Linked DNA regions of Mus musculus: region 2 is linked to region 1. A link is a loop called in an ENCODE intact Hi-C map of the cell type or tissue named here. Cell type or tissue: gastrocnemius. All regions are shown on one strand. Each heading gives the region's core, and the rest is flanking DNA. Links, peaks and the distances in the headings are about the cores only.

Evidence for each region. Hi-C counts contacts between places; a loop is a spot of excess contacts. Peaks named below come from ENCODE experiments on the same cell type or tissue, not always from the same donor. Only the 100,000 strongest peaks of a DNase experiment are listed, where the experiment ranks them.
Region 2: it touches region 1 in a loop (3-fold over the local background); 9 of 42 quality-filtered maps call a loop at or near these places.

What each region holds. Positions count from the first base shown.
Region 1 is chr9:68,011,471-68,018,950 of GRCm38, reverse strand. It overlaps Gm20745 (predicted gene, 20745), which reads left to right. Exons shown (of 3, transcript NR_045745.1): 3 at 1-987. Among named protein-coding and RNA genes, the nearest start is that of Gm20745, 11 kb to the left of the region's middle. In gastrocnemius, for the core only: CTCF peaks have their summits at 2,241 and 3,690 (motif pointing left); DNase peaks (open chromatin) are centred at 2,201 and 3,691; H3K4me3 peaks cover 424 bases; H3K27ac peaks cover 1,343 bases.
Region 2 is chr9:68,251,514-68,258,993 of GRCm38, reverse strand. No RefSeq gene overlaps it. Among named protein-coding and RNA genes, the nearest start is that of Gm22382, 25 kb to the left of the region's middle. In gastrocnemius, for the core only: a CTCF peak has its summit at 4,574 (motif pointing left); a DNase peak (open chromatin) is centred at 4,579.

The DNA of each region.
Region 1 (7,480 bases), core at 1,156-6,155:
CCAGGGATGAACAAGGAAGATGTCTCTACAGCCTCTATATCAGCCTGACCTCATTCTATCCATGGAGAGGATAGATGTGTCTAAACAAAGCCAACTTCTCATCTGAGTCAAGGGGATTGAATGCAGGGGTCCCTGGGGACCCCTGAGCAGGCTCTGTAGAGCAGACCAGGTCCTGGGGACAACCTGTCTTCACCATGGATGTAGCTTGGACACCCCATCTGGAGCCACTGCCACTGACAGAATTCAGCCAGAGAGCCGGGCATCATTGACTTGGTACTTTGCAGATTATGAGATTGCGGAAGGCCCTGAGAAGTGGACTCACCCACTGGAGGGCCCCTGTCTCTGGGCATCAAGTCAGCCATCTGGGGTAGAGCTGTGGAGTGCTCACAAGGTGCTCCCAGCCGATCTTCATGGAGGCTCCCTGTGTGCATGAGGTTAATCTCAGTCCGATCGGATCTTGAATCAGCTGAGAGACACAATTCTAGACATGTCTGTGGGGCCATTTCTAGGAAAGGATGGGCTGAGAGGAGAAGACTCTTCCCCATGGGACAGAGCAATTTCCAGTGGCAGCCCGGATACAAAGAGGTTAGAGGAAAAGGCGGTATTTCTTACTTGCCTGCCTTCACTTCTAAATAGTGGGTGTGTGCGTCATCTGCTGCGGAAGAAGAGGAGGGGGAGGGGGAGGGGGAGGAGAATAGTAATGATGATGGCCGTGGTGGTGATAGGAGTGCCATCCTTTGCTGACATCAGAACCCAATTTCTTTGTCCTTCCAACATGATCCAAAGACTAGCACCTCCCCAGGAATCCATGCAGCCTGTAGCATGAGATTGGGACTGCTGAGGTGCCCAGCCTCATGCATGGAAGGACCAGAGGGTCTCAGCATCTCTAGTATACAAAAGCTGTTACTGGACCATTTGGCTTTTGTTTGTTTGTTTGTTTGTTTGTTTGTTTGTTTTATGTGAGGCAATCTAGTTAAACTCCTTTGCACAGATATTCATTCAATCAGTTCTGTTCCTCTAGCGAATATTAATACAGTGTGTATCTCAGGCACAGTCTGCCTACAGGTCATGATCCACCAGGCTGTAGAGATGGCATCAATCCCTGGTGGGTCTCAGTTCTCAGCCCTAAAGGGCTTCTGCTGGGCGGGCATCCTTGCTGCTGAAAGCTGGGAAGATCCAAGCGGGGGGAACTAAGCACACAACTCCTCTACACACACCTTTACCAACCAAGTGGGGAACAGCCAGTATAAAGCACAGTTCCAAGAAGGCCTGGCCAATGCTAGCGCCACTAGACGGGACCTGAGCAGGGTGTTCCTCCCTCCAAGCACAAGCATGGACCCGACCTGTGTCTTCATCACTAGACCCCAGACAGCATACAGGAGGATCCCAGGACATTCCCACACCAGAGTTTAGAACACGTGTGCCTTAGTATCCACCAGAGGTGGGAAAGACTGTGTGTGCCTCTGTAGGTCAGATTCCCTCAGTGTTTCCAGTGTGTGAAGACACACAGCAAGAGAACCAGAGGATGCACTGCCCCAGTCAGGTAACCTTTCTGAAGCAGAGGCCATGCCCTTTTCCATCTTTCTCCTATACTCACTTGTCCAGAGCAAGGGTTTCTCCTCGGGCTCAGCACCATGGGACCAGGATGGCATATCTTCCTAGCCCTCTGGACAGGGAGGACTGTGTCTATGTCACTGTCATTCCTAATAGTGTTCCACTGGGATTTATAAAAACAGAATCATCAAAAGCTTTCCTTATTTGACAAATGAATGATACTCATAGTTGTTCATTTCCAACACCTTCTCTGGCCTGCAAGGGTACCCATATGTGCATACCCCTCCCCAAACACACACACACACACACACACACACACACACACACACACACACTGTCATGTAAATATTTTTAAAAGAAAGGGAGGGAGAAAAGGTCACCTAGGGGTGGGAAGAGATGATGGCTGTATAGTTATATATAGAGAGAGATGAGCCTGCCTGGCATCTGCTAATGGGCTTTGTGCTGCATTTGATTTTGACGCCTCAACCATCCTCAGCACAGCCCCTCCAACTTCTTCAGAATCCTACATCCCTTCACCTCCTCACACCAAAACTAAGAGTTCTCACAAACACCAAGTCCCGTGCCAAGTCTCCCTTGCTCCACTCTGCTCCCTTTGAACAGAGCTGAAGGGCCTCCCTGTCCTGAGACGAGATGTCAGCCAGAAACTTAAGTTGCTATGCCATCATGTGGCTGACAGAAGGACAGCAGGCTTGGTACAGGGCTGAAGAGGGGAGACAATAAGGCATCCAGCCAGACATTCTAAAGTCCATCAGAGACATGGGCAACACCTAAAGGGCTCCATTCTGGGTGTTAATTGGACTTGAAAAGCCCTGGACTTAGACATGGAACACAGACATTCAAGGGGGGCTGGTCTTCAATCTCTGGGTGCTTTGTTCTGTAAAACTGTGTGATTAGAAGCCACCCTCCCTCACGTATGCCCAGCACATCCTTCCTCAAAGGGCACCCTCTACCCACCCAGAGCCCTGTTCCATTTTATGAAGAGCACCAGGAGGAAAGGGTGGGGTCTCCTGAGAGCCCCACCTTGGAGCCTGAAGGTCATGGGGTCAGGTTTTCTCTAAAGTCGAACCCAAGTTCCTACTCCAGTAAAGGACTGTGGGAAACAGTCATGAGCCATGCCTCTTGATCAGATGACCCGAGATCAAGTCTTAAGCTTCTGCACTCCCTTGCTCTGGGTCTCATCATCCTTTCTGGGAAATGGGAGAGCCAGAAGTCATAATCCCAGCCTGTGCTCAAAGGCACCAGAAGCAGAGGGCCTCACACGTGCGGAAGCACAATGGGGACATTAGGGTCAGCGGGAATGGGACAGGGCACCTGTTGTGACTGTTTCAATGACAGATGTGATTCACATGGAGCAGTTGTTCAAAGTCAGGGCCCTCAAACCCAGAGCAGGAGATAGAAGAAGGAGCGTGCCTGAGTTAGGGGGAGCAGGACACCTCACGACCACCTTCAGGCTGGAGGAGGAGAGCCTTGTAGAGTGTGACCATCCCTAAAGGCAGTGGCCAGCCAGTTACAATTCAACACCGGGTTCCAGGGACCATCAGCTCTGAGCTGATCAAAGCTCTACCTTCAAATACATACGTTCTTTCTACCATAAAAAAAAAAGTATGTTCTAGGCAGGGTTGACACTTCCCCTTCAGGAAATGTCCCCAAAGCCCTAGCATCTACCATAACTCATCCCCAAAGCACCATTTCAAAAGGAAAAGAGACGGTAATGGGAGAGCTGGTTCCAAAGGCTGGAGGATTACTAGGGGTAGAAGAGTACAGGCAGGAATGCGGCTGTGGGGAGGGCGGGGACCAGAGATGGAAGAGAGGATGCAAAGGAGATCCCATCCAAACTGAGCATGTGTGAAAATGCCTCACGGAAGTGTGCTACTTTGTATCCTACTTTTACAAATAAATTGGGAAAAACAAACACCAAGGTTCTGAACTCAGGTCCCTGCAAAGTAGGGATGCCACAGTCCAGGTTCTTTCCAGCAAGTCTTGAGAGCTACTTCCTGAGGAATCCTGCGTCCCAGGCTGCTACCCAAATCCTCCTGAGATGCCAGGACCTATCCTGTAGGTCCGGGTATCATAGCTTCCTCAGAGAGCACGCACAGTTGGTGGCGTCTGCCCTCTAGTGGAGTATCAGGGAAAGACAGTCCGGAGTGGGCAAAGAGAAGCACCAAACAACGCAGTCTGTGTGGGGTTTCCTTCCAGTTTCCTCTTCTCCTTCCCTTCCCTCGACCCCACACTTCACCCCCGGGCTGTAGGGCCCCTACACAAGGCTACTTCCACGTTGGCTGGTGGTTCAGGCTCGGGAGCTTTGGGCAATGCAGGCCAGGAAATGACCTTGGATGCGTAACAAATTGCAGAAACCCTGGAAATTTTTCTGAGCAGCAGCTCTTTCCAACCTCCAAGAAAAACAATACAGTCTGATGCCTGGGAAGCCTTTCTCCCTTGATGTGTTCCACACGTGGTTCTCCTAGATCCTGGAATTTCCGAGGCTGGGCAGCAAAGTCAGGCAGAGCTTGTTCCAAAAGGATGTCTGAAAACCAAAACAAATAGTGTCTTTTTAAAAGTGTCTCATTTCATCTGCAGAATGCTTGGTCCTTTTAAAATATAAAATCCCTTTTTATTAGTCTCTTTTTAAAAAAATCCATTCTGTGATACATGCAGTGGATTCCAGAAATCACTCGAGAAGATGTGTGTGATCAAGACGGGCTCACACTTGCATGTAGAAGGTGTAGGTTAAGACAGAATTTTTGGAGCCAAAGAGCTAGGTGAGAATCTGAGTTGGATTCAACATCCACTAAAGGGCCAGGCACATCAGCTGCTCAACTGTAATCCCAGCTACGGCAGAAGGCGCTCTAAATCTAGCGGGTCAGTCAGTGTAGCTGAGTCTGTGAGCTCTGGGTTCACTGGGAGGCCCTGTCCCTAAAACTGGGGAGCAGAAACTAAAGGAAGGCCCCAACATCGACCCCTGGTCTCCACATGCACCATGCATGGGCACACACACAAACGAATACACACGCATACACGGGACGGGGTGGAATTTTTTTAAGCAGCATGTGAGGGTTCTTATAAATTGTTTTTAACATGCCTGTTGCAAGTAACTGATCTGGCCTTTTGAATACTGATACAACACAGTAACTTCAATTACAATATTTAAATGTAATTAATAAGAATGCTGGTTCAAATGTCAAAAACCACAAAGAGTACTAGCCCTTAGTTACTAGCACCTAGTGACTAGTTACCCTCTATTTGGTTCATCTGAACGTTAAACCCTGCAATAGACACTGTATACACATAGTCTCATTTAACTCTAAGGACAAACCAGGAATTGTTATTATCATCATCATCATCACTACTAATTACCTTTACTGTTAATCTGATACCCACAGAGTGGCTCAGCTGGGATTCATTGGGGTATGCTGGTCAAATAGGGCTCTAACTCTCCATGCTGCTCTCTTGCCTTCTAGCCAAGTGAGGAGCATACTGGTAAGACTAACCCATTTCTAAAGTACCCCACACCCAATGATGCTGAACAAATAAGGCAAATTGTCATAACAAATAAAATTACTGATCTGAAAGAACCAATTAGAGCAAATATTTAAAAGGAAAGGGATGTGGTGCAAAAAGGGTCACCCAAAGACAGCCTTTGGGAAAGATACCTGGGTCTGGACAAATGTGCACATGAACGTGTGTGTGTGTGTGTGTGTGTGTGTGTGTGTGTGTGTGTAGGTAGGGGGCAGAGATAGATATTTTCCCCTGTTGCATCCACCTCATTTTTGAGAAAGAACCTCTCAGTGGATCTGCAGCTCACCTGATCTCTCCAATCAGCTAGCCAGTGAACCCCCAGGGTCCACTTGTCTCTGCCCCTCCAGACTCCAGGTGCCACAGCTGACTATTTACACAAGGTCTGGGGATTTGAGCACAGGTCCTCATGCAGCAAGCACGTCACCCACTGAGCCATTTCCCATAATCCTACATATGGGATCCCGAAGATCAAACTCAAATTGTGAATAAAATAGTGGCAAGCATTCCCAAGAAGACACAGCACAGTTCTACTTAAAGCACGTTTGACGCACAGACTGGAAAATAAAGATAGATAAATAGATGGTTTCTTTTTTTTTAATTTTTTTTATTAGATACTTTCTTCATTTACATTTCAAATGCTATCCCGAAATTCCTCTATACCCTCTCCCCCCCACCCCCCCCCCGCCCTGCTCCCCTACCCACTCACTCCGACTTCTTAGCTCTGGCATTCCCCTGTACTGGGGTATATAAAGTTTGCAAGACCAAGGGGCCTCTCTTCCCAATGATGGCCAACTACGCCATCTTCTGCTACATATGCAGCTAGAAACACAAGCTCTGGGGGTACTGATTAGTTCATATTGTTGTTCCACCTATAGGATTGCAGACCCCTTCAGCTCCTTGGGTACTTTGTCTAGCTCCTCCATTGGGGGCCCTGTGTCCCATCCAATAGATGACTATGAGCATCCACTTCTGTATTTGCCAGGCACTGGCATAGCCTCACAAGAGAAAGCTATATCAGGGTCGTGTCATCAATGTCTTTCTGGCATATGCAATAGTGTCTGGGTTTGGTGGTTGTATATGGGATGGATCCCCGGGTGGGGCAGTCCTGGAAAGAACCCAGATGCCCCTCAAAGAGGAATGGATACAGAAAATGTGGTACATTTACACAATAGAGTACTACTCAGCTATTAAAAACAATGAATTCATGAAATTCTTAGGCAAATGGATGGATCTGGAGGGTATCATCCTGAGTGAGGTAGCCCAGTCCCAAAAGAACACACATGGTATGCACTCACTGATAAGTGGATATTAGCCCAGAAACTTAGAATATCCAAGATACAATTTGCAAAACACATGAGACACAAGAAGAAGGAAGACCAAAGTGTGGATACTTCGCTCCTTCTTAGAATGGTGAACAAAATACCCATGGAAGGAGTTACAGAGACAAAGTTCGGAGCTAAGATGGAAGGAAAGACCATCCAAATAGATGGTTTCTTAGAAGAAGAAGAAAAAAAAAGGATGACTTCAGGAAGGGGAGGTGGTGGTGGCGAGATGGCTCAGTGATTAAGAGCACTAGCTACTCAGGCAGAGGACCCAGGTTCAGTTCTCAACACCCACGCGGCAGCTCACAACAATCTGCAGCTGCAGTCCCAGGGGATCCAGTATCTTCTTCTGGACTCTGCAGCATCAGGTCCACAAGTGGTGCACAGACGCACATGCAGACACAACACTCATACACATGAGATAAGTAAGTCTTTACAAGAAACAAACTGCCAGGCAGTGGTGGCGCACGCCTTTAATCCCAGCACTTGGGAGGCAGAGGCAGGTAGATCTCTGAGTTCGAGGCCAGCCTGGTCTACAGAGTGAGTTCCGGGACAGCCAGAGCTATACAGAGAAACCCTGTCTCGAAAACAAAAAAAAAAAAACAAAAAAAAAAAAACAAAAAAAAAAAAGAAAGAAAGAAAAAGAAAGAAACAGACTGCTTTGGGTCCTCCTCAGCAATGCATTGGCACTTACCAAGACACAGTAAATAATGTAAAAATAACTTCAAATGATTAATTAATCCCACACTTCACCTTTTCCTAAGATTAAATGCCTTCAGTGCCAAGGCCTGGTGTTGGGTCGAAGAGAGAATTTAGTTAGCATTTATAAACTGTCGGTGAGGATAATTTTCAAGAAACACACGATTACTTTAGCTCAAGAAACCAACTCAGCATTTATAAAAGGCAACTGAGTCCATCAGCACACCTGTCCATTTCTCTTTCTGCATTAATAAGACTGTCCCTCATAGTTTAACTGTAAAGTGTGCAGTTCAAGTGTGTGATTCATAATTATGCACATATCAATAGGGAATATGTGAACCAGTGTATAATTTTGCTGCAAGAAGCCT
Region 2 (7,480 bases), core at 1,504-6,503, 240 kb before region 1:
ACAAAGCAGAGAATCAAAGTAACCAAAAACGTAAGACTGAAGGTCAAATGCTCTGCAAGTCTATACAAACACTAACTGAACGTTCTCAAATACATATGGAATATTGCTTTGGGATAGAGCACATATTAAATTAGAAGACCAATTTTTAGCAAAATCAATATTTAAGATTGAAATGATATCAAGTAGAAGACCAGAGAGATGACTGGGTGGCTAAGAGTATTTGCTACTCTGACAGGGGACCAGGATTCAGCTCCCAGTACCTTGAAATGCCTCACAGCCATCTGTAACTCCAACTCCAGGGGATCCAATGCCCCCTACTGGCCTCCATAGGCATCTACACCCACGTGCATGCATGCTCAAGCAGGCACACACACACACACACACACACACTCATAATTAAAATGTTTAAAATAAATTTTGAAACTATATTATAACAAGCATATTTAGTCATTACACTGGAATTAAACTGAAAATTAATGACAAAAAGAAATGACACTATTAATGATACTCTGCTTTGCTTGCAGACAAGAGCCTAGGATAGCTGTTTCCCGAGAGGTTTTATTCAACAACAGAGGGAAACAGATGCAGAGACCTACAGCCAAACATCAGATGGAGTTTGAGGAGTCTTGGGGAGCAGTGGGAGGATGGGACTGAGAAAACCAGAGGGGTCAAGGACACCAAAAAGAGACCTACAGAGCCAACTAAACTGCACCCATAGGGCTTACAGATACTGAACCACCAACCAAAGAGCATGTAGATGTTAGACCTAGGCCCCTACACATTTGTAGCAAATGTACTGCTTGTTCTTCATGTGAGTCCCCTAACAATTGGAGCAGGGGCTGCCACTGACTCTGTTGTTTGCCATTGGATCCCCTTTTCCTAGCTGGACTGCCTGGTTAGGCCTCAGTGGGGCTGGATGTGCTTAGTCCTACTGTGACTTAATGCCCCAGTGTAGGTGGTAGCCAAGGACAGGCTTCCCTTTCCATGGGGAAAAGGGTGGTAATGGGGGAGGGATTTGTAAGGATGGGACTGGGACAAGAAGAGGAAGGGGGACTTCAATTAGAATTAAAGTGAAAAAAATAAATTAATTAAAGAAAATAAATGACTATATTTTGAAATAAGATATTATAATAAGTATATTTAGTCATTACAATGGAATTAAACAGAAAATGAACGACAAAAAGAAAAAAATTCACACAGATATGGAGATTAAAAAAAAAACTAAGCTTTTAGATGAAGTAGGAATCAAAGGGGAAATTAGAAACTATCTCATGCAAAAACCACAAAAACGCAGCATTCTAAATCCCTAAGGACACAGCCACGCCAGCAATATGAAGTCAATTTATAGTTAGAGTAGCTGCTCTCACAAAATACCATGCACTGGGCTGTTTATAAACAGCAGGAATTTAAATTCCACAATTCTAGAGACTGGGATGGCCGAGATCAGGCATTGGCAGAGCTGATACCTGGTACTAGCCCGCCTCCTGCTCAAAATGGCTACTTTGTTACAATCCTTCATGCTTCTCTTGGATCGGTTACAATGTCTTTCTTTCATTCCTAATTTAATTTCAGGGTTTTTTTTTTTTTTTTTTTTTTTTTTTTGTTAGTGAAGCTAACGAAAACTTATTCCCTTGATCTTTAAAAAGAGTTCTGTTGCTGGGCAGTGGTGGCGCACGCCTTTAATCCCAGCACTTGGGAGGCAGAGGCAGGTGGATTTCTGAGTTCGAGGCCAGCCTGGTCTACAAAGTGAGTTCCAGGACACCCAGGGCTACACAGAGAAACCCTGTCTCGAAAAAAACAAACCAACCAAACAACCAAACAAAAAAAAGAGTTATGTTGATGTCAGTTCTTTGTTATGGTTTTATCCCCCTTTTTGGTCTAATTCTTTCATTCCCTCCACACTCTAGTGTTAACTGTTTTTTATTTTCTGTTTTGTCTTTTATTTTAGATTTTTCTTCTTTTTCATGTAAATATTTAAAAAAGGACATTTTTTTCCAAAAATGCTGTGAGTGACCACCAGATGTTTGGGTTGCGTGTTCACTTTGAAAGGACAATTATTTATTCACAGATACCTCAAGGTCATAGGCTGAGAGGTAAGAAGCAAGGGAGAATTCGAGTCACCTTAATGAGCCAGAAAAATGAGCATTTGTGGAGAGAAATCTCCCCACTTTCCTCAGTCCCCCTGCATTAGAGGCTGTGGTTGGACATGGTCTGACTCCATATGCTGCGGACATCTTGACTCCTCAGTAATAAGGCTGACAACGAGGCTGTCAGGGAACAGGGTGAAGCATACTATTTGAGTCCATCCCTTTTGGTTGATTTTCAGTTATCTGCACAAGGTAATCCTGGGTGCCTTCCCACAGTGTCCTTACTGTATTTCCTTTCTACAGTTGGTACTCCGACTATATAATTTTTTCTTTTCCTTGATTTGTAAACCACTCAGTCACTAGGGGGACAAAACACAGTGATTACTAATGGGAGATGCTACGAAGGTCCCAGCTGTGAACAGGAGAAAGCCAAGATGACCCGTCATCGAAATGTCACCACAAACACCACCATGCCATTTGGAATGAAACAAGGAGGGCTTTGTGCAGACAGCAACCAACCAGACAGCAACCAACCGCATATTTAAGTCCAGAACTCACCCGTCTTTGCAAGGAGATTTAAGGGCTTCTCGCTTGATTAAATAGCCCGTGATGGAAGATGCCCTTGTCCCCTCTGTGGCTGCATACAAATGACAGACATTTGCATGGACCAGGGCATCCAGAGCCCTAAGGGGACTGTACATTTTTAAAGTAGTACTGCCAATGTTTTTGTATAGTAATTGGAAATGTACATTCTATCAGGTGTGATTCTTATTAGGAGAGGAGGTAGCTGCTCTTGGCTACCAGTTCTGGTCATTTAGGGTCACCAGGACTCAGAAACAAGAAAACTCTGCATATATTATCTGAACAGGGATGCGCAGTAAATGCTAGCTCACACCAGACTCTGGCTCTCAACTTTCATCTCCCTCTCTCCCCAACTTCCTTCTATATATTCAGCACATTTCAGCCACATGAATAAAGGACTTTCTGATGACTGGGCAGCAACTGGAGTTGAATTAGTCATGTCACAACAGCCAATTAGCAAATAGTACCCCAGTTACTAGAAGAGGTGGTGTTGTTTGATGTGTTCAATTCCTGCTATCATCTAGGAGTCAAGAGCTGCCCTAAACACACCATGGGATCTCCGTGGTCCAGTGTCTGGTAGGATAGAGGATTTGGCCAAGATGGATCATCATATGGGAGCCTGTCCACCTTCCCAGCCTGACCTCCCTTGGGTGTTTGTGTGAAGGTGGGCGCCTGTCAGAATCACAGGAAGAACAGGCAGTCCTTTAGGGAAGATAAGTTAAAGATGTTGTAAAACTCCTCTAGTGTGGATGGGACAAGTGGCCAGCCACTTGGGGAAGGATGGGGAACAAAAATATCTTGCTTTTGTGCTATAGGAAGTATGGCTTTCAGCCTGCAGCACTTAGAAAACCACTTAGAAATAGCTCTACTCCTCTTCAGACTTCATAAACCATGTGTATGTGTTTGCATATGTGTGTACATATATGTGCATGTGTGTTTACATATATATTTGCATGTGGGTATATATGTATATGTGCATATACATTTGTGTGTTTAAGTGTGTGCATTTTGTATGTATGAGAGTATATGTGTGTGTGTGTGTAGTTTGTATGTTCACATGTATATATGGGTGCTCAGACTGATACTCGCACATAAACATGCACACACACAAACACACACAAACACACACACACACACACACACACACACACACACACACACACACACACACGGAGGCTAAAGGAGGACATTGAATATCTTCCTCTATTACTCTCTGTCTTATTGCCTAGAGATAAGGTCTCTTGCTAAGCCTGAAGCTCACCATTTTAACCAGTCTGGCTCCCAGGATCTACCTGATTCTACTCTGTGATACTAGGACAGCAGGCCTGTGTGGCCATGCCTGGCTTTTTCAGGGGATTAGAACATATGTCCTCTTGTTCACACGGCCAAATGCTCTTACCTAGTGAGACATCTCCAAAGACGCTGGAGACTTCATTTACATGACATTCTCAATGCCCTCATCCCCAACAAAGATCTGCAAGCCCACATCTGCAACATCTGCAAGCCCACATCTGTCCCTCCCGGGACAGTGCCTAGATTATGAAGTTAGAGATGTTGTAAAACTCCTATGGGATGGGTGTGACTAGAGGCCAGACACTTGGGGAGGGATGGGAACAGGAACCCCTTGCTGTTGTGCTATAGGAAGCATGGCTTTCAACCTGCAGTGTTGGGGAAGCCACTTAGAAATAGCTGCTCCACAGCTGACATTCGAAAGTTGGAGCACTGAGCTAAGGAGGAAGGAAGGAACAAAGGGAGGGAGGGAGAGAGGGAGGGAAAGACCTGTGCAACAGTAGAAAACAAAGCTTACAGAATGAAAAAATAACAGAAGGGCAAAAACCCCAAAGCAAAAACAGCCAGAAACGCACACCTGGATGGGCTGTGGAGCTGGGCTGTGGCCCCACCTGCTGGCCAGAGTTGCAGGTGGGTCCTCCGTGTCTGTGACCTTCATGCCCAGGTCTCTGCTCTGTCACCACATGTGTAGCCTGTATCTTGGCCACCCAGGCTTGTGAGCCTTGGCTATCTTTTGCATATAGAACTATCAGGACACTTTGAAGCAGGGACACAAATGGACCTGGTTCAAATTTTTACAGTGTCATTAAAATACTGACCTTCTGCTTGAAGTGGATAGGAGGTCCAGGGTGACTTATAATTATCAGCCTCCCGGGGTGGTATATGCCAAGAATTCAACCTTTCTAGCAAGAGAAGAGTCACTCAGGCCAAATACCAAGGGAATCTGAGTCACTTTCTGGAGAGATTAAAAAATGAACTAAAATTATCAACCACAAACCCTGTTCTCTACCCCAGTGTCTCCCATTCCAGTTGCATGAAAGAGAGCAGGGCAGCCATGTATAAACAGCAAACTATGAGACTGGGGTATTCTGAGAGGATTGGTACCTCTGTGCACCAATCTCCAGGCAGTCCTAGATGTAAGCACACCAGGGATTGTAGAGATGTCTCAGTGACTAAACGGGAACACTTTTCTTACAGAAGACTGGAGTTCAGTTCCTAGCACTTGCATCAGGTAGCCCATACCCAGCCTCAGGGCATCTGTGAGCTTCCTCTTGTCTCCATGGGCACTTGCACTCATGTGCACATAATTGAAAATAAAAATAAAGAAGTAAAAATAAAATCAAAAGTACCTCAATCAGATTAGTCCTGATCGAGATTAGAACAGACCTTACTGTTTTTAAACTCATTCACTACTGGCTCTCCAAAGCTGGGCTGTGGCACTGTGGGGTTTTTGAAATGATAATCTCTAATACTTACATCATGCCTTACACAGTGTCCTACACAAGCCCCTCACCTGCCAAATGGAATAGGAACAATATTGTCACCTGTTTCCTATGAAGCTAAACAACATGCCAAGGGTGACACACAGAAAATAATTAAAGAGGAAGTAGAAAGTACAGGTGGGTGTGACCACAGGCCAATGATCTCAACCAGTGTCTGCCTCGCATCTCTCTTATAAGTCTGTGTGTGTGTGTGTGTGCACGCGCGCATGTTTGTGTGTGTACATGAGAGAGAGAGAGAGAGAGAGAGAGAGAGAGAGAGAGAGAGAGAGAGAGAACACTATACAAATGTCTATGGCTGCATGTATGTTTGTGTGCAGATGCATGGGTGTATCCATGTCGAGGTCAGAGATCAACCTCAAAAGGAGGTCAAGGGTCAGCCTCAGGTGTTGTTGCTCGGAAGTCAAGGAAACAGACTCTCACTAAGGTCTGGAAATTGCCAATTAAGCTAGGGTAACTGAAGCTATCTCTGTATTGTTTATTTGTTTGTTTATTTATTTACTCATTTATTTATTTATTTGAAATTGGTCTTTTCTCTAGGACCCAAGGCTTGCCAGTTAGGCTGGACTGGCTTGGGCTTCCCATCAGCCACAGGGTTACCCCTGCCTCTGTCTGTCTTCCCAGGGCTGGGATCACAAGTGTACATAGCTGTACCTGGCTCTTGATGTGAGCTCCAGGGTTCGAACTCAGGTCCTCATGCTTGTGGAGCAAGATGTCTACAAACTGAGCTTTCTGCCGAGCCTTTCCAAGTCTTCTTAATGAAGGAAAAGAGACATAGAAATCAGAAACAGAAAAGAGAGAAGATGGTGGCAAGCCGGCACTATAGACGCTCAACAAAGAAAACTCTCGGGGTGGGGGGGTTGGGGTAGAAGCCTCAGGGGACCTGGTGCAAGCCTCAAGTCACTCTAGCTACTCGGGGACAATATTTTAAATGTTAGGAGTTGGCAAATGAATCCTAGAGACCGGGGAAAAGAAAATTCTCTTTTGAAAGAAACGCTTAAAATGAATCATTTATTTTTATCTATTTGTATGAGGGTTTTGCCTGTGTGTATGTGTGTATACCATGTACATGCCTGCTATCCACAGAGGTCAGGAGAAGGCATCAGATCCCCTGGGACTGGAAGTATATAGAATTGTGAGTTACCTGCCACATGGGTGCTAGGAACCAACTCCTTGGAAGAGCAGCAAGGGCTCTTCACTTCTGAGCATCTCTCCAGCCCTGAAAATGCTCTTCTTAAAGAGGAAGATGTATTATTTTCCTCTCATAGCATAAGAAGTGGTCACTGTTTGGGGAAGGGAAAGAGTCTCTAAATTCAGTAAGAGGGCTGGAGAGACGGCACAGTCTCAAGAGCACTCCAGTGCCCTGGCAGAAGACCTGAATTCAGACCCAAGTACCTACACTGGGCAGGTACTGTAACTCCAGCTCTGGGGGACCAAGTCACCTCTTCTGGCTTCTGCAGACACCTGTACTGGTATGCTCATATGCACACCACATTAGAGAGAGAGAGAGAGAGAGAGAGAGAGAGAGAGAGAAAATAACTTGTAAAGAAATAAAACTCAGGCAGGTAATACAGTAAGAGAGTCACTCCCCTGTTCTCCTGAGCCTGTTCTTCCCCTGGCTGCTTGGCTCAGGCCACCAATAGTGAGAATAACAACGTGTGAAATAGAATCCCCATGCCTGATGCTGGACACAGTGTGAAGCCACTGTGGAAAAAAAAATTCCCTTTAGAGTCTGACTAACCTTTTGGACTCCATATCTGTGGCTTGGTTGAAGAACACACACACACACACACACACACACACACACACACACACACAGAGTTTAGCTTCAGAATTAAAATAAAATTTGGGAAGCTGGAGAAATGGTTCCATAGTTAAGAGCACCAGCTGCTCTGCCAGAGGACCTGGGTTAGATTTCTAGCACCCACGTGGTTGCTCACAGCCTTCTGTAACTCCAGTTCTGGGGGATCCAACACATGCTTCTGGCCTCCATGGGCACCAGGAACACACTCAGTACACAGA